2 separate regions of the Homo sapiens genome follow, and region 1 is linked to region 2. Evidence: chromatin loops called from intact Hi-C (ENCODE). Cell type or tissue: PC-3. All regions are shown on one strand. Each heading gives the region's core, and the rest is flanking DNA. Links, peaks and the distances in the headings are about the cores only.

The links. Peaks named below come from ENCODE experiments on the same cell type or tissue, not always from the same donor. Only the 100,000 strongest peaks of a DNase experiment are listed, where the experiment ranks them.
Region 1: a loop joins it to region 2, with 4 times the contacts of the local background. A loop is called at or near these places in 2 of 110 quality-filtered maps.

Annotation. Positions count from the first base shown.
Region 1 is chr10:79,498,302-79,506,627 of GRCh38, reverse strand. It overlaps LOC729815 (a long non-coding RNA gene), which reads left to right. Exons shown (of 3, transcript NR_136624.1): 3 at 1-258. It also overlaps the pseudogene TPRX1P1. Among named protein-coding and RNA genes, the nearest start is that of EIF5AL1, 10 kb to the left of the region's middle. In PC-3, for the core only: a CTCF peak has its summit at 3,979; a DNase peak (open chromatin) is centred at 3,977; H3K4me3 peaks cover 343 bases; H3K27me3 peaks cover 407 bases.
Region 2 is chr10:79,294,014-79,302,339 of GRCh38, reverse strand. It overlaps ZMIZ1 (zinc finger MIZ-type containing 1), which reads right to left. Exons shown (of 25, transcript NM_020338.4): 13 at 5,687-5,869; 14 at 4,650-4,727; 15 at 3,760-3,934; 16 at 3,149-3,290; 17 at 1,398-1,608; 18 at 128-233. Among named protein-coding and RNA genes, the nearest start is that of PPIF, 49 kb to the left of the region's middle. RefSeq lists cis regulatory regions at 7,708-8,326, 7,823-8,326. In PC-3, for the core only: no CTCF peak of the experiment used is centred there; DNase peaks (open chromatin) are centred at 2,849, 3,429, 6,539, 7,819 and 1 weaker place; H3K27ac peaks cover 1,945 bases.

The DNA of each region.
Region 1 (8,326 bases), core at 154-8,153, 200 kb before region 2:
CTCCTGCAGCTGGTGGTCCTCTCGGACCTCATCCATCTCCTGCACCAGTAGGTCCTCTGGGATCTCATCCACCTCCTGCAGCTGTTGGTCCTCTGGGACCTCATCCACCTCCTGCAGCTCCTTGTCCTCCCGGACCTTATCCATCTTCTGCATGTTTCTGTCCTCCGGGACCTCATCCATCTTTTATAGCTGCCTTTCCTCTGGGACATCATTCACCTTTTTGTTCTGTGAGGCCTCTGGGACCTCCGACTACATCTCCACTTAGTAATCTCTGGATCCTCAGCCACCCCTTCTACCTGGGTGGCCTCTGGCCCCTCAACTACCACCTTCACATGAATCTCCTCAGCTACTTCAATAATCTCCACTTGTGGTCCCTGGGACTTCAGCCACCTCCTCCACCAGGGTCTCTTCTAGTACATCTGCCACCTCCTCCACTTGCCTGGCCTCTGCTATCTGAACCAACTCCTCTGGGACCTCAACCAGCTCCTCTACCCATTGTGGCCTGTAAGACCTCAACCACCAACTCCACATGTACCACTTGGTATGTTTATCTGAACAGTATGAACTAAGTTGCAAAATGGACTCATCTTTCCTTTTTTGAATGAATAGAAATGTCACAGATTGTACTGCAAGGCTTTGCAATATGAGGGTAGCACTGGCTGAGGATGTGGTCACTTTGCTCAAGTTTCTGAGACTACAAATCAGTTGCATTATTTTCTCATTATGACTTTGGCAGCAGGTATCTTCTGTAGATAAGGAAAGAGTTTTTTTTTTTATTTTATTTTGGTGGGGGACAGAGTCTCACTCTGTCACCCAGGCTGGGGTGCAGGGGTGCACTCCTGGCTCACTGCAACCTCCGCCTCTAGGGCCCAGGTGATCCTTCCACCTCAGCCTCCAGAGTGGCTGGGACTACAGGTGTGCAACACCATGCTTGGCTAATGTTTTTTTGTTTTACTTTTTGTAGAGACCATGTTTCACCATGTTGCTCAGGCTGGCCTCAAGCTCCTGGAGCCATGCCATCTGCCCACTTTGGCCTCCCAGAGTGCCAAGATTACAAGTGTGAGCCACTGTGCCCAGCCAGAGATTGTTTATAGAAGCTAGAAATACAAGCTTTGCAGGCTTGTGTGGAACCTGGGCCATATGGCCAGCTCTGTGAGGGATGAGACCCATCCCTGACTGGCAGGGCATCCTGTGTGCTGCAGCAGAGAGACCCACACTGAAGGGCACAGAGCTTCTGACCAGCCCAATGGAAACACAAGTGAAGGGACACAGGGTGCAGAAGGAGGAGACAGAATCTCCTGGGAGTAAACAGGAGGCCGTGGAAGAGAAAGCTGAAGCAGGGAGGTGTGACATGGGGGGTTGTTGAACTCAGGTAGAGCTGGAAGGCTGCTCCTAGCCAGGCAAGCAGCGTGAGCAGGAGCATGGAGGCTGCGGTGAGGGCCACACAGAGCTGCCATGGGAGCTCAGATACCACATTGTGCACAGGAAATTACCACCCCAGCACTTCCTTGTTGCCCTACAGCCTTTAGTCCATTATTGGTAGGAAGATGATTCTTTCCCTGGGTGCATGAAGGCTCTAGATCGGGGTGAATGAATGCCTAGAGGTCTGAAAATTTTAACTTGGTTCTGTCAGGGGAACCTGTCTCCCTGAGTTTTCACGGCCTAAGGAGACTAACAATGAGGATGGGTCTGGTTCAGTGGAGCTGCGGCCTTGGCCTTCAGAATGAGGCCAACTCTGGCTGGAAACTCAAGGCCAATCCTGAGCTGCTGTGACCTACTCTGATCTCCTGCACCCTCTCCTTCCCACCTACAACTCTCAGCTTTGCATCTCCCAACCTTGGCAGGCAAAATGCTTCCCCTTCCCTGTGTCTTTGCTGCCTAAGCCCAGACACCAACTCTCAGTAGAGCTCAGAGCCCCAGCTTTCTCAGAAATGAGCTGGGAATGATGCGATTATGAGGTCATGGTGAGGACAGGGAGACCAAGCTCATAAGGAAGGCATCTTGCAAAATAGCTGGTAGATGGTAGAGCCTCACCCCTCCCGCTGGTTAAATGAAAATATTTCCACTCAGAAGATCAGCAAAAGGTGTTCATTGAAGTTCATTTAATAAACCTTAGGGTGTAGCAGCTCAGGCTCTGGGATTTCCAGTTTCTCTTTCAAAAGATAAGGGAAAGCCCCTGTCTCCAAGATTAGAATTCAGATCCTTACGAGATGAAGAGATCCTAAAAATGCATACACAGTTAAACTCTGAGATTTGTATCTGTGATCTGTGGATAATTATTCTCCATGACATACAGACACAGATATGGCCACACACAGAAGTATTCAGCAGGGGCACAGATATTTCATAGAAGACAAAATGTATATTGGGCAAAAGAAGGTCACCTGGAAATAAACCGAAATCTTTTTACCTTACAGGATAATTTTGAAATTTGAAGAGTCTCCTGGGCCATGATATCTTGGAAAAGTCTCCACCATATTTGATGCTCCATGCCCCGTGCTCCCTCCTCTCTCTCTCATTTCCAGTGTTTCCCTTTAGAAACATTTGCAGTCCTATCTTTCTGGGTGTCTGCTTCCTGGAGGACCAGTTCACACCCCAGGGTATACCAGGTGTGACTCCTCGTACACTATTCAAACTCAGGCAGATACTGCCTTGCTGGACACAGAAGCAGGGTTACCCTTTGGGTAGTGTTGACTGGTAAGGGCCCGAGGGGGACTTCTGGGGTGGGGGAATATCCTGTATCCAGCCACGGGTGGAGGTTGTGCTCATTCATTCTAGAAAGAGTCACTGTGTTCCTAGTGACTGCCAGTGGTGCCTTGTGAGCAGATAGACAGTAATACATCCCCATGAGGTGGCCAACTTCTGACAGGGAATAGAAGGGCCCAGCAGCGGCTGTGGAGCCCTTAAGGAGCCTCGCAGAGACTCAGGGTTTGTCAGAGCCCATGCCCCACTGAGCCAGCTGCCCCCCGGTAGCACCAACTCCAGGCGGCTCTAAGGGAAGCTGAGCTGGGTGTAGACATTTCTCCATAAGTCCTGTGCCCCCCACCATCTTCCTGTAATTTTTAAATTGTGTGATAGGCAGAGATCGGTGGTGAGAGGCTAACTGAGCTGGACTGGAGAGGAGTGAAGAACGCAGGGGTGAGGTCAGTCAGAGGACGGGACAGGCAGAGAGAAGATGAGAGAGAAGGGATGAGAGAGGGAGGGGAAGGACAAAGAGAAGGAGAAAGACAGGGAGGATAGAGAGAGAGGGGTTGAAACAGTGAGAGAAAGAGAGAAGGGAGAGAGAGAGAAGGTGGAGGGTGAGGGGAGAGAGAGAGAGATGGAGATGGGAGGATGGAGTCATGGAGAGAAGTTGATTTGGGCCCAGGGGGAGAAAAGGAAAGCTGGAAGAGACAAAGACAGAAGGACCCACAGTGAGAACCAAGGGAGCTGGAGGGAGGGAGGTGTCCAGAGAGCTGGCCAGTGATCCACATACCGAGAGGAAGGCAGAGAGTAAAAGAGAAGAGAGGAATGAAGACAGAGGAAACAAGAGAGATGGAGAGGACTGAGACAGGGAGAGGAGGCTGGAGAGAATCACAGACAAACAGCACAATAGAGGAAGGGAAAGAGTTGTTGAAGACAGGGTCACAGAAAGAGAGAAAGGAAGGACAAAGAGGGAGGCAGAGAGAAGCAGAGAGAAGCAGAGAAAGAGAAAGCAGGGAACAAAGCAGTGAGCCGGCAGGAGGTGGAGGGGGGGCGGCACAGCAGTTGGGAGGAGTTCTTGCACTCCAAGCCGTGACCTCCTTGGGGCCTTGAAAGCCCATCACATGGGGACACGTAGGCCTCCCTTGTGGCTGGGTTGCTGTGTGGAGCCTCTGGGTCTGTCCCTGAAGCAGGGACTTCCAGGGGAAAGGGCTGCCCTGTCACAGGTTTGCCTCCTCTGTGGGGTGGGGACCCAGAGCAGCCTCCCTCGCTGTCCTGGTCCCTGCTGCATTTCCCATCCTGGCCAGCTAGGTGGCCGTCAAGTCCCATACCTGGGAACCAGGCTGAGACCCTTTGTCCAGCCTCATCTGTTCTCACCTGGCTCCAGATTCCAGCCACAGCTCTGGCAAACAGTCCATGCGTGCTGGCTGTCACCAGATCCACACACCCCGGGTGGATTCCTGCCCTGTTCCCACAGGACAGCCCTCAACCAATGGAGACAGGAACCTGGAGTTAAATGCTTCTCCCTTTTTCACTGAGAGAGAGACATGCACAGTCTGATGCACTTTCTTTCCTTCTTTCTTTTTCTTTCTTTTTTTTTCTTAAGACAGAGTCTCTCTCTGTCACCAAGGCTGGAGTGCAGGGGCACGATCTGGGCTCACTGCCACCTCCACCTCCCGGGTTCAAGCAATTCTCCCACCTCAGCCTCCCGAGTAGCTGGGATTACAGGCACTAGTTACCACGCCCAGCTAATTTTTGTATTTTTAGTAGAGATGCGGTTTCACCATATTGGTCAGGCTGGTCTCAGACTCCTGATCTCAGGTAATCTGCCTGCCTCAGCCTCCCAAGGTGCTGGAATTACAGGCATGAGCCACCACACCTGGCCGTGATGCACTTTCTAGATGCTGTCCTAGAGATCACACTGTGTTAAGCCTCAGTTGCCTTCAATGTGGTCATCTCTACAGTATACCCTTAGCTTTTTTCTCCTCCGTTACTTTCCCAGACCCTCACTCTGCTCCCTGGATTCACTTTTCGAAATAGTCCTCCTGCTGCAAAGTCCTGGGCACCTGCCCTACTTTCAGCATTGGAAGGGGGGCCCAGGCTAAGACCATGAGGCCCCACTGTGGGCGCCCACAGCCCCGTTCCTCCCTCTATTCCCACCACAGTCACATCCTCCTGTCCCTCAGTGCTTCCTCGCCTTTCCCTCCAGCCCACCGTGAGATCCCAGGGGACGGAGCAGCCCCTTCTCTGCCCCAGTGCAGGGCTTGGCCTTAGCACACGGTCAGTCTGTGCTGGGGTGAAGTGATGAATGAGTGAGTGGTTGAGTGATAATGCATCATCAGATCTGTCTTTTCCACATGTCTCTATCTCCACCCAGAACCAGTTTTCTCATCCACAAATGGGCATTTGAGGCTGGGTGCTCCTAAACCCTACAAAATTCAGAGCTGGCACAGTTGGGGACTGACCTTCCTTGATCTCACCTCACTTTCTGTATCTATAAAATGGGGTACCTTTCTCTAAGAGTAAAAAGGAGGCCTGGCATAGGGAAAGAAACTCAGCTCGAGCATCCAGAACATCCATCTTGCTCTCAAATACCTAATACAGGGGACCATGTTTTCTGCTATAATTGGTATTGGAGCTGGTACCATTTATTAAAGGTAATTCAGTTACAAAGCTTCAATTATTAAAACTGTGTAGTAAACGTGTATATATGGACAGACAAATAGAAGAGGAAGTCCAGATGTAGACAGAAATCCATACAGAAATAGAGAATGGGACAAAGGAAACATCTCAATGCAGGGTGTTCAGACACCTGGCCAATCATCTGAAAACTGAAAGAATAAAATACGCCGGGCGCGATGACTCATGCCTGTAATCCCAGAACTTTGGGAGGCCAAGGTGGGCAGATCACCTGAGGTCAGGAGTTTGAGACCAGCATGGCCAACAGGGTGAAACCCCATCTCTATTAAAAACACAAAAATTAAGCAGGGTGTGGTGGCGGGTGCCTGTAATCCCAGCTACTCGGGAGGCTGAGTCAGAAGAATCACTTGAACCCGGGAGGCATAGGTTGCAGTGAGCCAAGATCACGTCACTGCACTACATACAGCTTGGGTGACAAGAGTGAAACTCTGTCTTAAATAAATAAATAAATAAATAAAATTTAGTCCTTTTCTCAAAGTAGACAGTGATATAAATTCCAAATGCATTATGATTTAATACTTAAAGAAAAATCATGATGTCATGAGGATGTACATCTGTCAAGCCTCATCAACTTGTATCCTTTAAATAGATGCCTTTTGTTATATGTAAATTATATCTCATGAAAGTTGGTTAGAAAACATAAAAGTATTGGAAGAATATGTGAGAGAATTCCATTCTAACCTTGAAGTGGGTGGGGTGATTGGAGTCCCTCTAACCATGACTCAATATCTAAAAACCATAAAATAAATTCATTACTAAATCTGACTACACAAATTCAAAAAAATCTACATGGCATGAAGCACCATAAGAAAAATCAAAAGGCAATTCACACTGGACAAATATTTGTAACTCAGATCACAGGAAAAGGGCTGACTTCACAAATATCTGGAGTTCAAAAATGAGAAATAACCAAACAGTCCATTAGGAAAACATGCACGGAACAAGAACAGACTTTCCTGTTTTTTTTTTTTTTTTTTTTTTTTGAGACAGAGTCTCGCTCTGCTGCGCAGCCTGGAGTGCAATGGTGCAACCTCAGTTCACTGCAACCTCCACCTCGCAGGTTCAAGCAATTCTCCTCCCTCAGCCTCCCAAGTAGCTGGATTATGGACACCCACCACCACGCCCGACTAATTTTTGTATTTTTAGTAGAGATGGGGTTTCACCATGTTGGCCAGGCTGATCTCAAACTCCTGACCTCAGGTGATCCACTTGCCTCAGCTTCCCAAAGTGCTGAGATCCCAGGCATGAGAGAATCCCAGACCCGGGCCCCATCTTAAGCTCTGGTTGGATGCCAAGCCTAGGCTCACTCCCAGGCCCAGTCCCAGTTCTAGGCCCACGCCCAGGATCACTCCCAGCCCCAGCCCCAGGCCCCTTGTGGCCTCAGAGCCCCTATGCCTCCGACTTCTTGACAGACACTCAGTTATTCCCTCACTTCACGGAGGTGCTCCCACCTCTAGACGTCAGTCTTCACGATGATGTCTCAGTACAAAGAAGGGCAGGGCTCTATGGACAAAAAAGACTCAGGGTTTCAGTACCAAGAGGAGGATATCTCTGTGAATGAAAACTATTCAGACCCCAGGTAACCACTGGGTTGGTAAGGGGCCTGTGCCTGCAAAGTCCTACAGATCCCAGTGGGCCTGGAGTGGCTGGTCTACACCACTGATAACTTTCTGCAGCAAATGCACCGCCCTTCACCCACTCTGCTGCAGGTGGGCATTTGCTGTCTTCACTGTGCGGCCATCACAGGTGGCTCTGCTGTGAATGTACCTGCCTCTCATTTGAATTGAGCCTGAGCATTTCTTTGCTGGGATTGGAACCACTGTCCACTGGGATATTTGGCATTAGTGAATGCTGCTTGAGAGCTTTGTAAAGGGCTTTTCCCAGTGCTTCTGATGGTCAGCGTCTTTGCCAACATTTAGGATTGTGAGACTTTTTAACGTTTCTTGATCCAATGACTTGTGGCTTTGTTGTGGTTGTAATATCCATTTTCCTGATGGTTGAGAGGTTAAGAAATTCTCACATGTTAATTGAACCTTAGAAATTCTCTAATGTGTCTATTTGTTTATCCATTTTTTTTCATTTATTGGAATGTATTCTGCCTTGGCAATTAAAGTTCTGCAAATACCAAAACAAGCAAACAAACAAACAAAAAAAACAATTTTTCTCAAACTTTTCCCAAAAATTAAAGAGGAGGGAATTCTTCCCAACTCAGTCTATAAGGCCAGCATTACCCTGATACCCAAACAAGACAAGGACACACACACACACAAAAAAACACTACAGGCGGTATTCCTAATGAACATAGATGAAAACATTTTCAACAAAATACTACCAAGCTGAATCTAACAATGAATCAAAAAGATAATATGCCATGATCAAGTGGGATTTAGGGGTGGTTTCAGGATGAAACTGTTCCACCTCAGATCATTAGGCATTAGTAAGATTCTCATAAGGAGCCGGCAACCTAGATCCCTTGAATGCACAGTTCACAATAGGGTTCATGCTCCTATGAGAATCTAATGCTGTCACTGATCTGACAGGAGGTGGAGCTCAGGCAGTAATCAGAGGGATGGGGAGCGGCTGTAGACACAGATGAAGCTCCGCTCACTTGCCTGCTACTCACCTCCTGCTGTGCAGCCCCATTCCTAACAGGCCACAGACCAGTCCTCGGCCAGGGTGTGGGGACCCCTGCTGTAAAGGGTTCCTACCAAGATTAGAAGGGAAGAAGGAAAGGGGATCACCTGGAAGCCACATGGAGACGGGGCAAGACATGAGATGCCTAGAGAAAAAGATGACTCAGGAGGACACAATCACTGAGTCTTTGAAGGACTGTCACGTATGAAGTTCACAGCTGTGTATGAAGTTCACAGCTGTGTCCTATGAAGAGAAATTAGAGGAACACAGATTTTGACTGTAATTTATAATTAGACTAAGGCATTTAGTA
Region 2 (8,326 bases), core at 235-8,234:
ACTCCAGGCCCGGTGGTGACATGCACGGAGGCAAAGGTCAGTTCCAGGTGAATGGTGACTGCTTCTCAGTCCCAAACTCAGGCGGGGATGGAGTCTGGCCCTCACCCCCGTCCCCACCCTGACTCACTTTTCGTGATACAGTGCTCTGCGGGCAGGAGGCGCTTCTTGAGGAGTCCTTGCAGCACAGAGCGGACGGAGGGCCGGTGTACCAGCTGCAGCACGAAGAGGTGGGACTGCGGGGAGAGAGGAGACACTCAGTTCCTGTGCACTGTCCCCACACCCCGCCCTGCCTGCAGCCTCAGCAGCCCTAGACTGCTCCCAGGATCCCACAGCCGGCCCAGGAGGCTCCCCCAGGGTGTCTCCTGGGACTTGCGAGCCTGAGCACTACTCTGGAAAGGCTGCCTCTGCTGCAGATCGACAAGGTGGACTTTGACACTGAAATACTCCCTGGATAAGGTTATAGGACACAAGGCTTTAAGCCTGGGTCCCACTTTGCTTCCTAACCTCCCCTACCACTGCCTCCCCATCATGTGTCCTTAGCCCTTCCTGCCAGGGTGCTCATCCCTCCCTTCACTCCTCCAGGAAGCCTTCCAGAACTGCACATCCCAAACGTCCACCCATCAGCCGCCTCACTCTGACAGTTGTGCAGCCTCACACAGCACATCACATTCCCCAGCCAGAATGGGATGTGCTGCCCAGGTCTGTGACCCCTATCTCTGTGTAGCCTCCGTGCCCCTAAGCTCACAAGGGTGGATCAGAGTGTTTCCTTCTCCATGCCTCCACAGAGAGGCCAGTGGAGTGGGGCAGGCAATTTACTTCCACTGGGGCCTGAGCAAGCCCTGTGTGTTGGGCCCTGATCTTCAGGGGACATGAGGGTGGCTGAGAGCTGGTCCTAGGTAACAAGTCACGGGTTGGAAGGACCCCCATACGTGACTCTAAGACAAGGGGGTTGGGAAAGAAGGGAACGCGTTAACTCCAGGTTTGGGGGCGTTGGGTCTGGGGGAAAAGGTGCTGACAATGACAACTGCTGGTGAATGAGGCAAGCAGGACATGGCTTTGAGGAACACAGAACTGCACCAATGAATGAAGGGTAGGGAGGAGGGGCCAGGAGGGGTGAATCGGAAGCATGTGTGGAGAACAGACGGAGGCTGAGTGTCCAGGGGAAGAGGCCACGTCTGAAGCCAGGGCACAGTGGCTTTGAAGGCCCAACGGTTTGAAGGTTATTGCACAGGCCCTGGGCACAGGTAAGGGGACGCTGTATCTTTGGCGGCTGTGGGCACGGGGGTGGTGACGCAGGGACAAGGCTGAGGACCAGAGTGGGGCAGGGTATTCCGCACTCTCATGCCGTGAAACAGGGCCTGCCTGTGCCAACGCTGCCCCTGGCCCACCACACTCACGCAGCAGCAGGCCGTGACGGTGATCTGGATGGTGTTGCGGCCCGGCTGGCACACGTGCTTCAGGTGCAGGGGCTTGTGGGAGGTCTTGTTGTCGCCGCGCTCAATGGTGAGGGGCGTGGCGTTCACGCTGACCTGCACCGAGGCGGGCCAGTTGGTGTTCATCTGCCGGTCCTCGTGGTGGTAGCACTTGAACTGCAGCTCCAGGTCAGACCTAGGTGGGGAACGAGGGTGCTCAGGGCAGCTCTGCCAGGGGGCTGTCCATGGCCTCCGTGACCCCGAGCCAGGTCACACACCTCTAAACACACCACAACCTCCGAGATCCTCAGGACCCCATCCCTGACCCCAATGATTCCCCCAGCCTGAGTTCTCCTCTCCCATTCTGGATACTCCCTCTACACCCAAACTGCCCCCAAGACCCCCGCACACCAATCATTCCCATCACACCCCACAGCTCTAGCTCCCATCTCCCTGGAATGTCCTCCCTGTAGGGGTCAACTCCTGGATCCCCAGGACAGAGACAGAGGGGCAAATGAACAGGCACTCATTTGACAAGACCTGCTGTGAGGCCAGCCAACCCCATCTCTAGACCTGCTGGGAGCTGTCCTCCCAGGCCACGGCCATTTCTGGTTCTGAGCACTCCCCAAGGAGGCCCCCCAAGGACGCAGCACTGAGGAGTGTCAGGAACCAGCAGTGACCATATATGTGTGACAAGCAAGCCAGGAAGAGGAGGCCTCCCAGGCCAGGACACTCCCAGCTAAGGAGCGTGGGTGAGCAGGGTGCAGGCAGGCAGCACAGTGGTTTGTCCCGTGCCAGGGACCTCTGTCCTCCTGCCTGAGCGTTGCAGCTCCTGTGTTCTGAACGCCCACACCAGCTATCTGTGGCCACCTCACCCAGCCTGCTCAGCATGGTCAAGAAAACAGCAGGGGTGTGTGTGCATGTGCCAGGCACAGACCCAGCTCTTGCGCTGGAGATGCTCACTGGGCAGTCAAGGGGGTCTGAGTCACAAGCACAGTGAGACTGTGAGTCTTGACTGAGGATGAAGGACTGAAGGGTGGACACCCCCAGGGTTGGTTCTGGCATCCTGGAGACCTGGGCCCAAGTCTCAGCTCCGCCCCTGGCTAGCTGTGAGAACTCACACAAGCCAATTCACTTCTCTAGCCTCAGCTTCCTCCTCTGTCAAAAGGGAAAGTGTTGCCCATTTCCAAGATCAAAGTGGGTCACACGTGGAAGGTGCTGAGCATGGGCCTGGCTCAGCAGGGAACCTCCGGACCTTGTGTTCCAGCACGTGCCTAAGTGTCTGAGCAGCAGCCCTGCCCAATGGTCAGCCCCCTGCAATAGATGGGGCCTGCCTGACCCCGGCCTGGCCCTTGCACCAGCCTCATCTCTGCATTCCTGGCTCTGGCCACATGAGTCACACTCGAATTCTTGACTGCGTTCCCTCTTGTCAGCTCACGGTCTCAGATGGGATACACAGCTTCCCAGCCTAGGTCTGAGCCAGCCACCTTTTCCTCTGGGGTGAGTGACAGCTGCTCCCTGCCCTTGGGCCACGACACCTTGACTGCTCATCTACCTGTGCACCTGCAGACTTCCCATGACAACCGCAGGACAGGGCCCAGTCAATGATGCTGAACACGTGAAGGTGTCAGAAGATGCTGCTACCCCCTGCCCAGGGCCCCACTCGGGCCCAAGGAAGCCATCCCAGGGGACCTCCTTCATCCCGCCTGGGCTGGCGCCCCTGCCCTGACACGCACCTCCACATCAGCGTCTGGTGGACCGTGGGCCGCAGGTGGAACACATGGTTGCTGACCGCCAGGTTGTGCTCCAGGCGGAAGGGCTCCAGCACCACGCCATCCCGCACAGGGAATGTGAGCCGCAGCTCGTCATTGTGGTTGGCTGGGGCGAGGAGAGGAGGTGGGTGAGCCACAAGCCTCAGCTGCCATGGGTTCTGGGGCTGTAGGTGGGACTTGCTCACCCTGGGCTGCATGCTCAGAGGAAGGCAGGGGTGTGTAAACAGGGCCAGAGACATAGCCAGTCCAAGGGCACACCAGTGAGTCATGGCTTCTTCGATTCTACACGGCCCCGCCCCAGCGACTCATCCCCTCTTCTTCCACCCGCCTCCTTGCATCCTTCCATGGCTGCGTATAGATTTTCCTCCCAGCCTCCAGGCGCCCAGGCAGCAGTAAGAAAGGCTGTCTGTGAGCTGCCTACCCCGCCTTGAGTGTGCCCCTGGGTATCTCACCTGCTCTCAACTCTCTGCCCCTTCTGATGCCCACTCCCCAGGCAGCCTGACTGCGAAGCCCCTGCTCCCGGCCCACTGGGGGGCCCAGGTGGAGCTGCCAAGAGAGGGAGGGAGGGCCCTCACCTGGGGGTGGTGGCAGAGCGCTCATATTTGGCTTGATGTCAGGCGGGAAGGGTGGTTTGACGTCTTGGCTGGGGGACAGGTATGGAGGGATGCTGCTCCCAGGGGTCATGGGGGGTGTGGGGTTCCCTGGAACAGGTGAGTGGGGGTAATTTGCCACAGGAACCGGCCTGGGAGGCTGGAGGGAAAGAAAAGACACGCACGAGTTATGGGATTACGGAGACAGAAGGGGCCATGGCTATGGACATACACCGCACTCATCCCAGGGGCCTGGAGCCATGCCCCTCGGGAGGAGAGCCTCCTCCAGGGAAACTCTTCTCTCTCGCAGATCTCTGTCCTGCTCAGAAGACAGCCCTGGGAAGGGCCTCCCCACCCTTCATCTGGGTCTCACCACTGAGCTCCTGTGTCAGGTGCCTGTGGAGACCCTTACCCATCCCTGTGATAAATGGGGACACAGAGGCTCAGGGTTGGGGACTTGCTCAGCACAACCCTTGGAGGACAGGACAGCGGGAATGAAGCCCAGGCCTCCTGTCACCCGAGCAGGTGGGCTTCCCACATCACGACTCAAGGCCACACCCTCTATGCCTACCCCATCAGGGTCCCCAGGTGGAGTCGGGGCCTGCAGAATCTGGGGCCCAGGTTCCCCAGGAACCCCTCTCCCTCTCCTTGTTTTCAAGACTAGCCAGGCTGACACTTTACCCTGGGGCTCACCCCACCTGGAGCCGTGGATTCTCAGTCCTGAGCATCTCTGTCCCCAGGACAGGGGACCAGGGAGTGCACCCCCACCCATGGGCCCCTTTGAATGTCCAGAGAGGCTGGAGCAGGAACAGTGAGAACCTTTAGAGGCAACAACTCCCTGTGGCTTAGAATTTGTAAATTAAATTGGAACATACCCTGTTGACATTCCCTTGGCTGTAGTTACTGTAGCTGCTTCCCGAGAACGTGTTATTTTGTCCATTAAACTGTTCTGGCTATTAAAACAAGATAAACAACACTGAGTGGGGGGCAGAAAAGCCATCAGAAGCCCGCTCTCCCTCTGGACAGTAAAATCTACCAGGAGCACGGGGATGCTACAGGGGCCCATCCACTGCTGGGTATATTGAGTGAGCAGGGCGGGACAGCTACACCTCAGGGACGGCATTTTGCCTCTCTCTGTCCCTAGCTATTAATTTAGCAGAAGTTACAAAAATAGCAACACCTAGTATGCTGAAGTTGGAGCAAAAACGGTAAACCTGTTTGGTAGATGGCCATAATAAATTAGCATGATTTTTGGCAAATAAATGTAAAATAATAAAGTGTCTTCTTTACTCCCAAGAAAATAATCCTAAGGAAAGGAAAGGCTATATGCCTGAAGATACTCATCATAGTGTTATTTCTAAAGTGAAAAATCAGAAGCAACCCAAATACCTAACAGAAGGAATAATAAAATATGATATGGTGATCTCAGCAGAATATTAGGCAGCCATTAAAAGTAAAAACCCCAGGGGCTCTAGTAGCAGTAAGTATCATCCTTATTATGTCATGTTAAGTAAAAGGTACAGATTCAAAGTTACAGCTGTAATAACAATTTTATAACATGTTAGTGCCCACCTGCACATACAAAGTTTAGAATGAAATGTTAATATATACAGGGGATGTGTGTTTTTTTAATAAAATATATTTCCTTTATTATTTTGTGAGTGCCGTGAATAAGAAAAGGAGAAAAAAAAACCATCATCCGAGACGAATGAGAATAGGAACTGAGAAAAGCCACTCTGACATTCTGGCCACCGAACTTCGCCCTGAACACATGGGGACGTTCAGAAATCACCCACCCCTCGCTGTCCTTGGGGCAAACACACGCAGGGTCAGAGTGATCCCGGTGGAGTTAGGGGAGTGAGGTGGTTAGGAGGGAAGGGGCCCCGTGGGTGGTGGCGAGGCTGGGACTCACCTTGTAATACTGCCCCATGTTGACCGTGGGGGGCGGGTACTGCCCGGAGCTCGGCTGGCTGGGCATCCTCTGTCCTGGGTAGTTGGGGGAGGTGAGTGGCCTCGGGGGGTTGGGGGCTGGGTACTGGCCTGGCTGGGTGGGGAACTGGCTGTTTGGTCCATATTGCTGGTTTCCATAGTTGGGCTGTGGTGGGAGAGAAAGGAGAGGGGAAACACGTTCAATGTTGCCAACGTCACATAGCCAGGTCACCTGAACAACGGGATGGGGCCCGCCTCTCCTCATTTGCTCCTGCTGTTTCCCACCCACAAAACCAGATAATGCTTTGGGCCCCTTCTCGTCCTGACATCCAGGGGCATTTTGTTCTGCCTGTCCAGATCATAGGCCACCTCCCCTTGAGGCCGTTCTTCCTGGAGCACATGTGCCCCTGAACTCCAGGGACACTTTCAGAGCCTCTTGCTCACACCATTATGAGGGGCCTGATTCTAACTCCCCCGACCTTTGTGTCTCTCCTGGTGCCTGGGTTAGGGCTGTGCTCCCCAATGTGTACCCCAATGTGACAGAGGAACACAGTCAACAGGATGCAATTCCAGAAAGGAGCCCCCTGTGCCCCTGCATTCCAAGGCTGAACTTGGGTGGCATTGTCCTCGTACTCCCCTCAGAGCAGAACACACACCTAGTGTTCAGTTCTGGGCCATCGACAACCTGCCACCTGTGCAGGAGGTGGGAGAGCCAGGTTGGTGAAGGAACAAGACAACTTCTCCCGGGACAGACAATTTAGAGAAGAGGAGAGAGCACCACCCTCCAGCCACCTTCCCTGTCTGGAAAATCAGGTGACCCTCACGGCCACATGACATCCTGTGAGTCAGTGGTTTCTTCTTCCCCATCTGAGTGTCTCTCTTGCCCAGAGGTCCTGTTGGTGGCTGTGCCCCAGTGCCTGGGAAAATACCCTTAATACTTGCTCAACAAACGAATGATGGACTTAGGGATAAATGTCAGAAAGTGTCAGTGTGGAAGAATCTACAACTCACGTTGTTGCAACATGGTGGCTGCTCTGGGTGACAGTGAGGCACCCACCACAGGAGGTATAGAAGACGTAGCTGGTGCCTACCTGCCCACCAAGCTAGAGAAGAGAGTCCTCTGTGGGACCAGATGACCCAACCCCTGTCCTAAGGCTCCAACAATTCAAATATTGTATGAACAAGCCATGGCAAGGGGAAGGAAGGCCAGTCTTCCAGACAGGATCAGGCCGCATAGGCTGTGACCACCCAGTGCTGTAGCTGGGTAGCAGCAGCACTCTATGAAAAGGATGATTAATTTAGTAAAAATATGGAGAGCCTTTGGTGTGCTCTCTTTAGGCAGGCAAGAGCCATAAGCATGGCACAGGTGCAGGTGCAGGGGTGACACCAATGACCAGGAATTCTGCTGAAGCCTCATCCGAGATTGCCTCCTTTGGCGTGGGCTAACAGATGCACCCCCAGCACAGCCAGTGGGACACTGGGATTTTGAGCACAGGGTGGCTGAGAAAAGGCCTAGAAACTGCATGGGGCCTGAGTGCCAGGAGAGGTGCCAATAGCTTGAGGCTCCCCCAAACTCAGGACCCAGGAGCCAATGGTCCTTCTCTGGCCCCTCCCTGAACTAGTGTCCACCAGGTGGAGGGTTGGGGCTTGATCCAGCTTCTTGGATGCATGAGGAAGCCCCTGACCCCCCCCCCTCTCTCTCCCCTCCTGAACTCAGAATACCTCCACTTGTTGCCAAGCCTCCCCGCCCATCCTAAGGTGGATACTGAGGGGAAATGTGCAGATCTTCAAGGAACTTAAGGTCTTTGGAATCTAAAGCCGCTGTGAACCCAAGGTGAAGGCCACAGAGCTGAGAGGAGCTAGGAGGAGAAAACTGCTCTGAGAGTGGGCATGCAAGCTGGGAGGGAGGCAGGCAGAGAGCTGGGCACACCCTGCTCAAAAAGGGGCTTGGTCGTGGGGAGCAACCAGGGCTTCACGAGGGGCATCTGCAGAGCCACGTCCCTACGTCTTCTGCAGGTAAACTAAATCCTTACCTGGGTACCCAGATGGGCCAGCTGCTGCCAGCATCATTTTCTGAGGATTTACTTGTGACACACCCTCCAGGAAGCCTGCCTTCTCTGACTCATATTGAGTTCTGTGCAGTCTGCTATGCTTCATTCCCTGGTGAGTCTCTGCTAAAAACTTTTCTTTCCTGCTAAAACCTCACTTCCCAGAGGGCAGGAGGTGTGGGTTTTACTTCCCCAAATCTTCCCCAACACCTTGGCTGAGCTGGCTGTGCAGCCCAAGAGGCAGTGCCACTTCCTATACAGTGACCAAGTGTGGATGGAAACAAGAGCTAAGAAACACGCTGTCTGCCTTCCAGTCACTTCCCTGACGGGTCAGTCCTTATAGACTGGAAACAGCTGCCGGCCTTCCAGTCACTTCCCCAACGGGTCAGTCCTTATAGATTGGAAACACGCTCTCTGCCTTCCAGTCACTTCCCCAACAGGTCAATCCTTACAGACTGGAAACACGCTGCCTGCCTTCCAGTCACTTCCCGGACGGGTCAGCCCTTATAGACTGGAAGCATTTTGTCTCAGCTCTCTTTCTTGGAGAGGAGTTGGGGAAGCTCTCATGTGGGCAG